Regions from separate parts of the Homo sapiens genome. Here region 1 is linked to region 2. A link is an interaction called in ENCODE POLR2A ChIA-PET data of the cell type or tissue named here. Cell type or tissue: MCF 10A. All regions are shown on one strand. Links, peaks and the distances in the headings refer to the core of each region. The heading gives the core; the rest is flanking DNA. Region 1 overlaps RNF214 (ring finger protein 214). Region 2 overlaps TMEM25 (transmembrane protein 25).

Region 1 (8,610 bases), core at 3,724-6,223, 1.3 Mb before region 2:
GAATGATAACCCAATAAAGTCCAGATGCTTATATACCTACCCTTCTTTAACAGGGAAGGGGAGATGAAGGTTATAAGAGTAAATTATTTTCAGGGGAAAAGAATGAGCCCAAATGCTGGGTGCAGTTGCTCATGCCTGTAATCCCAGCAGCTGGGAGTCTGAGGGAGGAGGATTGCTTGAGGCCAGGAGTTTGAGACCAGCCTAGGCAATGTAGCTAGAATTCATCTCTAAAAATAAAAAATGAAAAATAAAAAAAAGAATGAACCTAAACAACAATGGCCTGGGACAAGGTTCTTTTGAACTTTGGGGGAGGTGGCAGGAAGATGAGGGGCAGAACTTCACTGTGAACAAAAGTTGTCTTTCTTTTTTTGAGACAAGGTCTCACTCTGTCACCCAGCCTGGAGTGCAGTGGCATGATCATGGCTCACCACAGCCTCGACCTCCCCAGGCTCAGGTGATCCTCCCACCTTAGCTTCCTGAGTAGCTGGGACAATAGGTGTGTGCCACCATGCCCTGCTAATTTTTGTGTTTTGGGTAGAGATGGGATTTTGCCATGTTGCCCGGGCTGGTCTCGAACACCTGAGCTCAAGCAATCCACCCGTCTCGGCCTCCCAAAGTACTGGGATTACAGGCGTGAGCCACTGGAGCCACTGTGCTTGGCCTAACAAAGGTTGTCTTATGCCTGTTGTTTCCCAGGTAATCTGTCTGAACTGTCCTCAGAAGCATACAGATGTCCCTAACTTACAATGGTTTGACTTACGATTTTTCCACTTTATGATACTAGGAAAACAATACACATTTTGTGTACTCCTTGACTTACTATGGGGCTATGTCCAGAAAATGTCATCATAAGTTGAAACTATCATGAGTCAAAAATCAACTTACCCAATCAATTTACAATGGGTTTATTCGGATGTAACCTCATCATAAGTCAGGGACCATCTATAAATGAAAAGTCTTACCTGGACGTGTTGATGACTTCCAGTCTCTTCTCTTCTCTGGTAGTGAATCTTTCATTGTTGTTTGGTGAGATTCCTAGGTGGGGGATCTTAAGACAGTTGCATTTCTTTTGCAGAGATAAGAATTTTCTTAGATAAGGAAATTCCAAAGATAATCCCTCTTGGTGCTTCTGGAAAGAGGACCAGAGAGATGGGCTTGGGGGAAGGTTGGAGATAGACCTTGGTTCTGAGGCTTATTTCTGAGGCTTTTCAATTTTCTTTTCTTTTCTTTTCTTTTTTTTTTTTTTTTTTTTTTTTTTGAGTCAGGGTCTTACTCAGTTGCTCTGTTGTCCAGGCTGCAGTATAGTAGCACGATCACGGCTGACTGCAGCCTTGACCTCCTGGGCTGCGATGATCCTTCCACCTTTGCCTCCCAAGTAGCTGGGCCTACAAGCATGTGCCACCACACCACTCTAATTTATTTACTTATTTTAATTTTTTTGAGATGGAGTCTCTGTCTGTCACCCAGGCTGGAGTGCAGTGGCACGATGTGGGCTCACTGCAACCTCCACCTCCCGGGTTCAAGCAGTTCTGTCTGCCTTAGCCCCCCACTCCCCCACCCCCCCGGTAGCTGGGACTACAGGTGCCTACTACCACACCCGGCTAATTTTTGTATTTTTAGTACAGACAGGGTTTTGCCATGTTGGTCAGGCTGGTCTTGAACTCCTGACCTCAGGTGATCCACCCGCCTTGGCCTCCCAAAGTGCTGGGATTACAGGCATGAGCCACCTCACCCAGCCTAATTTATTTTTATTTTTTGTAGAGACAGGGTCTCACTGTGTTGTGCAGGCTGGTCTCAACTCAAATGCCTGGACTCAAGCAGTCCTCCTGCCTGTGCCTCACAAAGTGTTGGGATTACAGGTGTGAGCCACCACATCTTGCCTCAGTTTTCTTTTTTCTTTTTTTTGAGACAGAATGTGGCTCTGTCCCCCAGGCTAGAGTGCAGTGGCATGATCTTGGCTCACTGTAGCAGCCCCTGCCTTTTGGGCTCAAGTGATTCTCCTGTCTCAGCCACCCAAGTAGATGGGATTACAGGTATGTGCCACCACGCTTGGCTAATTTTTGTATTTTTAGTAGAGACAGGTTTTTGCCATGTTGCCCAGTCTGGTCTCAAACTCCTGTGTTCAAGTGATCCGCCTGCCTCAGCCTCCCAAAGTGCTGGGATTACAGGTGTGAGTCACTTCGCCCAGCCAGTTTTCTTTAATTCAAAGCATCGTATTTTGGGGTATCGTTTTCTGTACCCTAACAAGGCCAAGAAGACAGCTCCTACTCTTTGTATTATGCCCTCAAAATTCTAGCCACCTTGGCCTCTGTGAACCCGTTTTTGTCTCTTATTTAGCAACAATGCCAGCTCTGTTTGCATTTGCCGTCCCTGTGCTGCAGACTGGAAACTGCCTCCAGGCAGTGAGCTGGAGCAATTGTAGGGCTGCTTTCATGTGTATTCCTTTCTCAATGATCATAGTCCTGTGCTGCCTATTGTCCAGTGTTTGAAAACATTGTTTCATATGTTTTGTCCAGTTGTTTAGTTCTTTAGGGCCACAGGATAAATCTGTCCCTGGTACTCCATTTCAGGCAGAAGCAGAGTCCTAAATTATCTTCTGGACAGGTTAAATTTGAAGTATTTGCAGGATATCCATGCTAGTATGTGTAGTAAACATTAGTGGAAAAGGAGCTAGAAATGAAGCTAATGGCCTGGATAGTGTACTAGGAGTTGATCAGTTCTCATTAATTCCTTGTGAAGGGTTGGAATGGTGATTAGAAAGGAGGTCGTGGTCACAAAATGACAGAACAAAGTTTGAGGTGTTTTTTTGTTGTTGTTGTATTTTGTTTTGAGACAGGGTCTCGCTGCATCATACAGGCTGTAGTGTGATGATAGCTCACTGTAGCCTCTACCTCCTGGGCTTAAGCAGTCCTCCCACCTCAGCCTCCCAAGTAGCTAGGACTGCAGGAGCACACCACCGTGCCCAGTTAATCTTTTTATTTTTCTTAGAGGCGAGGGTCTTGCCATGTTGCCCAGGCTAGTCTTGAACTCCTGGGCTCAAGTGATCCTCCTACTTTGGCCTTCCAAAGTGCTGGTAGCCAGGCATGGTGGTATATGCCTGTAGCTACTTGGGAGGCTGAGGCAGGAGAATCACTAGAGCCCATGAGTTTGAGGTTCCAGTGAGCTTACGATTGTGCCACTGTACTCCAGCCTGGGTAACACAGTGAAACCCTGTCTCTAAAAACAACCACCAACCACCACCTTGAGCCACCTTGCCTGGACCAAAGTTTGAGGTTTTCAGTGTAGACTTTCCGTGTGTTAATATGGTTTAAGGGGTGGCTTTGCTGCCAGAAAACCAAACACCGCATGTTCTTACTCATAAGTGGGAGTTGAACAGTGAGAACACATGGCCACAGAAAGGGGAACAACACACACCAGGGTCAGTTGGGGGGGTAGGGAGGAAGAGGAGGGAGAGCATTAGGACAAATAGCTAATGTATGCGGGGCTTAAAACCTAGATGACGGGTTGATAGGTGGAGCAAACCACCATGGCACATGTATACCTATGTAACAAACCTACATATTCTGCACTAGTATTCCGGAACTTAAAGTAAAATTAAAATTTTTTTTTTTTTTTTAAAAAGAAAGAAATGGCTTTCCTGGTAGGCAATTGTCAAGGAATGAAGTTTAGGAGGAGGAAGAACTCCAAGGTCTTAGTCTCATATGGATCATGAATATGGATATTGAGTTCACAAAGGTTGTTGTAAAGGGTAGAAAATAAGGAATATGACTAGATGCTAAAAATTATCCATGTGGGTAGAGATGAGATGGGAGTATAGTAGATTAGAGGTGCTGAAACATTTTAGTCTAAGGACCCTTTTAAACTCTTAGTAATTAACAAGGACCCCAAAGAGGTTTTGTTTATATGGATTTTATCTATCAGTATATACTGAACCAGAAATTAAAACTGAGAAAAAATTTAATATTTATGCATTAATTTATTTTAAAATAATAAACCTATGTGTTAAATAGCATATTTTCTATGAAAAATATTTTTCAGATAAAGATCAGTTTAGTTAGAATAATAATATTGTTTACATTTTGTAAATCTCTTTCATGGAAGAAGCTTACTTATCTGCTATATTTAATTGATTGCAATATATTGTTTTGGTTGAAATATATAAAGAAAATCTGATGATATGCAGATAAGTAGTTGGAAAGCAAAGAGTATTTTAATAGCTTTTAAAGATAATTGTGGATATTCATCTTTGATACTATGCCAAAACTTGGTGTGTTGGTGTCTTAAAGTTAAGTTGCATTGTGGGATCTGAAACCACATCAATAAACATTTTGCTTTTATTTTCAAATTTGTTTTATTATTATTATTATTATTTTAGTTTTATTCCTGGCAAGCTGTGAAGTTTTTTATACTAGTACATTAAAATCTATTTGTTTACCTTGAATTTTGAATGGATATTTTGTATGTTGTATGGGGAAGAGAAACCTTTTCTCTACCTTCTTATGTTCAGAGATTAGGGCCCGAAAATTAAACTGACAAAATGTTATACAACCAACAAGTTTATATGACCACTGTGCAGTAGTAGATCAGTTACATTGAAACAGCAGGGTTTGCAGCAGAGAAAGAGTTTAATGATTGCAGAGCATTGAGTGAGGACATGGGAGGAGACCCTCAAATCCATTTCCCCTGAGGAGTTATGGGCTGGTATTTTAAGTTTTAAGGGGATTGTGGAAGGTAAGGGGCGGGAAAATTGAGGTCGTTGATTGGTTGGGATACGGGGGATGAAATCATCAAGATGTGGAAACTGCATTCTTTGGTGAGTCAGCTCCTCTGGGATCCTTCAGACCAACTGGCGTCAGTGGGGTCCTTCAGACAGGCTGATGTCAATAATTTCACTGCTATGCAGGATCTGAAAGAATATCTTAAAGGGAAAACTTAATGTTTTATAATGTTCATGTTGTCTATAGAACACTTAAGGGGAACTTTAATCTCGTAGCAGGGTCTATGTGATTCTGAGGCAGCAGGCGCAAAACACTGGTGAAGTAGCTAGTCAGAGAGCAAGCTGACCTCATGATAAACACTGCATGTGCTGCAAGCCTCGTTTATTTTCGTTTCTCCCCCCTCTTCTTCCCCGATGAATTTCATACAGTTTATAGGGACAGTTTCAAAATAACAGATTAACAGGAGGGAAAAACAGTTTATTTACATGTGCAATGTGCATACACATGGAAGAACTCAGTGGTGGGTAACTCAAAGGAGTAGTTAGTTAGAATTTGGGGCCAATATGCTATCTTACTAGATGAAGGGGAGAGAGGAGAAAGCCCCTAGTACTGGGAAAACAAATGACTTCTTTTTTTTTTTTTTTTTTTTTTTGAGATGGAGACTTGCTCTTGTTGCCCAGGCTGGAGTGCAATGGCACAATCTTGGCTCACTGTAACCTCCGCCTCCTGGGTTCAAGAAGTTCTCCTGCCTCAGCCTCCTGAGTAGCTGGGATTACAGGTGCCCACTACCACACTCGGCTAATTTTTTTTTTGTATTTTTAGTAGAGACGAGGTTTCACCCTGTTGGGCCAGGCTAGTCTCGAACTCCTGACCTTAGGTTATCTGCCCACCTTGGCCTCCCAAAGTTCTGGGATTACAGGCGTGAGCGACCGTGCCCAGCCATGGCTCTTTTTTTTTTTTTTTTGAGACAGAGTTTTACTCTTGTTGCCCAGGCCAGAGTGCAATGGCACAATCTCAGCTCACTGCAACCTCCGCTTCCCGGGTTCAAGCAGTTCTTCTGCCTTAGCCTCCCAAGTAGAACACAGATGGGCGCCATGATGTCTGGCTAATTTTTGTAAATTTTTTTTTTTTGTAGAGACGGGGTTTTGCCATGTTGGCCAGGCTGGTCTTGAACTCCTGACCTCAAGTGATCCACCCACCTCAGCCTCCAGAAACAACTGAGATTACAGGTGTGAGCCACTGCACCTGGCCTAGTGGCACATTTTTCAAGATAGGCCATATGATAGGCTACAAAACAAGTCTTAATATTTTTTAAAATAGAAATAATATTAAGTGTTTTCTCAGACCCTAGCAGTATAAAACTAGAAATCAGTTTGAAGAGGAACTCTCAAACCTATAGAAATTAGAAATTAAACAACCTGTCCTGAATGATCTTTGAGTTAACAATGAAATCAAGATAGAAATTAAAATTTTTTAAAAATGATTGATAACGGTGACAGAAGTTATCAAAATCTCAGATACAGCAAAAGCAATACTAAGAGGGAAGTTTATAGTGCCAAATGCCTTCATCAAAAAGACAGGTCACAAATTGACAGTCTAATAATATCACACCTCAAGGAACTAAAAAAACAGGAAGAAACCAAACCCAAAGCTAGCAGAAGAAAAGAAATAACAAAGAACAGAACTAAACAAAATTGAAACCAAAAAATACAAAGGATCAATAAAATTAAAAGTTGTTTCTTTGAAACGATAAGCAAAAATAATAGACCATTAGGTAGATTAGCTGTGAGAGGATTCAAATAAACTTAGTCAAAAATGAAAATAGAGATACCATAACTGATACCACGGAAATAGAAAAGATCATCTGAGACTGCTGTGAACACATATATGTATACAAACCAGAAAACCTAGATGAACTGGATAAATTCCTGGAAACACACAACCCCCCAAGCTTGAACCAGGAAGAAATAGAAATCTTGAACAGACCAATAGCAAGTAGTTTGATTGAATCAGTAATTTAAAAAATCTCCCAACCAAGACATCCCAGGTCCAGATGGATTCACAGCCAAATTCTACCAGACATTCAAAGAACTGATACCAATCCTACTGGAACTATTCCAGAAGATCAAGAAGGAAGGAATCCTCTCTAACTCATTCTACAAAGCCAGTCTCACCCTGATACCAAAGCCAGGAAAGGACACAACAAAAAAAGAAAACTGCAGACCAGTATCCCTGATGAACATAGATGCAAAAGTCCTCAACAAAGTACTAGCAAAACCAAATTGAACAGCATATCAAAAAGATAATTCAGCACAATCGAGTGGGCTTCATCCCAGTGAGGCAAGGATGGCTCAGCATACACAAGTCAATAAATGTGATTCACCACATAAACCGAATTAAAAACCATATGATCATTTCAATAGATTTAGAAAAAGCATTTGATAAAATCCTGTATCCCTTTGTGGTAAAAAAAACCCTCAACAAATTAGGCACAGAAGGAACATACCTCAAAATAATAAAAGCCATATATGACAAACTCACAGCCACCATCATACTGAAGAGAGAAAAGCTGAAAGCATTCCCCCTCAGAACTGGAACAAGGCCGGGCACAGTGGCTCATGCTTGTAATCCCAGAGCTTTGGGAGGCCAGTTCAGGAAGATCACTTGAGTCCAGGAGTTCCAGACCAGCTTGGGCAATATAGTGGGACTCTTTCTCTCAAAAAATTAAAAAATTTGCTGGGCATGATGATACATGCTTATAGTCCTAGTTACTCAGGAATTTGAGGTGGGAGTTCAGGAGTTCAAGGTTACAGTGAGTTATGATCATGCCAGTGTACTCCAGCCTGGACAATACAGTGAAACCCTCTCTCTAAAAAAAAGAAAATAAGAAAATAATTTCTTAACCATTTTTGCTATTGTTGCATGTAGTTCCTTTTGTTAGATCCCAGTGAGGTGAATGTGGCAAAAAACCCAAAGGAAAAGATTTTTTGTTTGTGAATATGTGGAATGTTTCCATTGACATAAGAGGATTTTTCTAATATAAGTTTATATTTGTAGTTGACAATGTGTTTAATGAAAGAGATGTTCAGTGAGCATCTATAATCTTCAAGGATAACATCAGTCACAGAAGGCAACTGTCATGTTTTCTTACAATTATCCGATTGTCAGAGTGAATAGTAGGCTAGATGGATTGACTCTGTAATGTATTTCACATATTTTTATGGTAAGAGCATTCTGACTCTTCATATATTTTGTATATTTTGGAACTGAGGGAATATGTGTTGTAGCAAGAAAACACAGCTGCCTATAAAATCTTTGTCTAAAGAATTATTAGGCTGGGTATAGTGGCTCACACTTGTAATTCCAGCACTTTGGGAGGCTGAGGCTGGTGGATCACCTGAGGTCAGGAGTTCAAGACCACCCTGACCAACATGGCAAAACCCTGTTTCTACTAAAAATACAAAAATTAGCCAGATGTGGTGGTACGCATCTGTAGTCCCAGCTACTTGGGAGGCTAAGGCAGGAGAATTGCCTGAACCTGGGGGGTGGAGGTTGCAGTGAGCCGAGATCCCGCCTGTGTACCCCAGCTTGGGTGACAGCCTTAAAAAAAAATTGTTAGATAATGTGTTCTCTGCTAGGAAGTTAATTTGGGGAAGCAATACCTGGAGATTAAGGCAGAAAATGCCCACCTACTTCTCATTTCTAATAGATGAATATACCTTGTCAGTAGAGGGCTGATGTCAGAGATTGAATAAGTGTGTAACACACACACACACACACCCTCTCTACCTATACATGAAATAGAGAACCAGGGATATGTGGAGAATTGGGTCAAAAGCAAGAATATGTGAGAGGAAAGGGCCTCATAAACTTCTGTTAAGTAGATTGCTCT
Region 2 (2,500 bases), core at 1-2,500:
CTCTTTGTGGCTTCCCCACGTTTGGCCTTCTGGGATTCACTGTGAGTGTCCTGAGCTCTCGGGGTTGATGGTTTTTCTCTCAGCATGTCTCCTCCACCACGGGACCCCAGCCCTGACCAACCCATGGTTGCCTCATCAGCAGGAAGGTGCCCTTCCTGGAGGATGGTCGCCACAGGCACATAATTCAACAGTGTGGAAGCTTTAGGGGAACATGGAGAAAGAAGGAGACCACATACCCCAAAGTGACCTAAGAACACTTTAAAAAGCAACATGTAAATGATTGGAAATTAATATAGTACAGAATATATTTTTCCCTTGTTGAGATCTTCTTTTGTAATGTTTTTCATGTTACTGCCTAGGGCGGTGCTGAGCACACAGCAAGTTTAATAAACTTGACTGAATTCATTTACATATCTCTGCTTCATTTCTTCTATTAATATGTTTTTGTTTTTGTTTTATTTTGTTTCGTTTGAGATGGAGTCTCACTCTGTCGCCCAGGCTGGAGTGCAGCGGCGCGATCTTGGCTCACTGCAACCTCCGCCTCCCAGATTCAAACGATTCTCCTGCCTCAGCCTCCCAAGTAGCTGGGACTGTAGACGCCTACCACCACGCCCATCTAATTTTTATATTTTTAGTAGAGATGGGGTTTTACCATGTTGGCCAGACTGGTCTCGAACTCCTGACCTCAAGTGATCTGCCCACCTCGGCCTCCCAAAGTGCTGGGAGTACAGGTGTGAGCCACCACACCCAGCCTTCTAATATGCTTTTCTTTTCTTTTTTTTTTTTGAGACAGAGTTTTGCTCATGTTGCCCAGGCTGGAGTGCAATGGCGTGATCTCGGCTCACCGCAACCTCTGCCTCCTGGGTTCAAGTGATTCTCCTGCCTCAGCCTTCCAAGTAGCTGGGATTACAGGCATGCACCACCATGCCCAGCTAATTTTGTATTTTTAGTAGAGATGGGGTTTCTCCATGTTGGTCAGGCTGGTCTTGAACTCCCGACCTCAGGTGATCCACCCGCCTCAGCCTCCCAAAGTGCTGGGATTACAGGCATGAGCCACACTGCGCCCGGCCTAATATGTTTTTTAAATGAAGTTTTCCAGTCTCACAGTGGAAAAAATATAGCAAGCACCTGTATACCCACCACTCAACTCTGACATTACCAAATGTGCTTCAGAAAAATAAATAATATTTCTTTAATTATAGTGTTCCCAATGGCCGGATTGGCATTTTCTATTTCAGGGGCTCTTGGCTATAACTAGCATCTGATTCTCACTTGGTCCTCACTCAGCTGCTTCTTCCCACCTCAGGACTGGGCTAAAGTATGCTGAGCCCCTTTGTCCTGCCCTTGGGAACAGAAGGCTCAGACTGGGATGTGATTTTTTTTTGTACAAAGTTATGAGGTTCATTGAAATTTTGTAACATATCTATGTATGTATGTGTATATACAGAGAGAGCGCAAGAGAGCACGTGTGTGTGTGTCTTGCTCTATGACTCAGGCTGGAGTGCAGTGGTGCAATCATAGCTCACTGCAGCCTTGAACTCCTGTGTTCAAGGGATCCTCCCACCTCAGCCTCATGACTAGTTGGAACTGCAGGTGTGTGCCATTGTGCTCAGCTAATTAAAAAAATTTGGAGGGGGCAGGCATGGTGGCTCACGCCTGTAATCCTAGCACTTTGGGAGGCCGAGGCGGGTGGATTGCCTGAGCTCAGAAGTTCGAGACCAGCCTGGGCAACATGGTGAAACCCCATCTCTACTAAAATATAAAAAATTAGCCTGGCATGGTAGCATGTGCCTGTGGTCCCAGCTACTCGGGAGGCTGAGGCAGGAGAAATGCTGGAACCCAGGAGGCAGAGATTGCAGTGAGCCGAGATCGCGCCAATGCACTCCAGCCTGGATGACAGAGCAAGACTCCGTCCAAAAAAAAAAAATTCGTAGAGACAGGGTCTCACTCTATTGCCCAGGCTGGTGTGACATGTGTATAATGTGTAGTAATCAGGTTAGGATATTCAAGGTGTCCATTACCCAAGTACAATACACTTTTGTTAACTATACTCACCCCACTCTGCTATCAAGCATTGAATTTATTCCAACTATATGTTTGTACCCTTTAACTCACTTCTTTTGTTTATCCCACATTTTCCTTCACCCACATTTTCTTCACCCATTCATCAGTTGATGGACACTTAGGTTGATTCTGGATATTTGCTATTGTGAATAGTGCAGCAATAAACATGAAAGTGCAGGCATCTCTTTGATATTTTGATTTCTTTTCCTTTTTGGAGATACCCGGAAGTAGGATTGCTGGATTGAATGGTAATCCTATTTTTAGTTTCTGAGAAATTACAGGCCGGGTGTGGTGACTCATACCTGTAACCCTAGCACTTTGGGAGGCCGAGGCGGGTGGATCGCTTGAACCCAGGAGTTCAAGACCAGCCTGGGCAACATGGTGAGAGTCCCATCTCTACAAAAACACAAAAATTAGCTGGGCGTGGTGGTGTGTA

Evidence for each region. ChIA-PET counts read pairs that join two places held together with the same protein. Peaks named below come from ENCODE experiments on the same cell type or tissue, not always from the same donor. Only the 100,000 strongest peaks of a DNase experiment are listed, where the experiment ranks them.
Region 1: POLR2A ChIA-PET joins it to region 2 with 6 read pairs; 1 of 35 experiments calls an interaction of 5 or more read pairs at or near these places.

What each region holds. Positions count from the first base shown.
Region 1 is chr11:117,269,010-117,277,619 of GRCh38, forward strand. The region is part of intron 6 of RNF214 (ring finger protein 214); the gene reads left to right. Among named protein-coding and RNA genes, the nearest start is that of RNF214, 41 kb to the left of the region's middle. RefSeq lists an enhancer at 1-514. In MCF 10A, for the core only: no CTCF peak of the experiment used is centred there; a DNase peak (open chromatin) is centred at 4,802.
Region 2 is chr11:118,535,425-118,537,924 of GRCh38, forward strand. TMEM25 (transmembrane protein 25) reads left to right here. Exons shown (of 9, transcript NM_032780.4): 9 at 1-405. Among named protein-coding and RNA genes, the nearest start is that of TMEM25, 5.5 kb to the left of the region's middle. In MCF 10A, for the core only: no CTCF peak of the experiment used is centred there; a DNase peak (open chromatin) is centred at 1,507.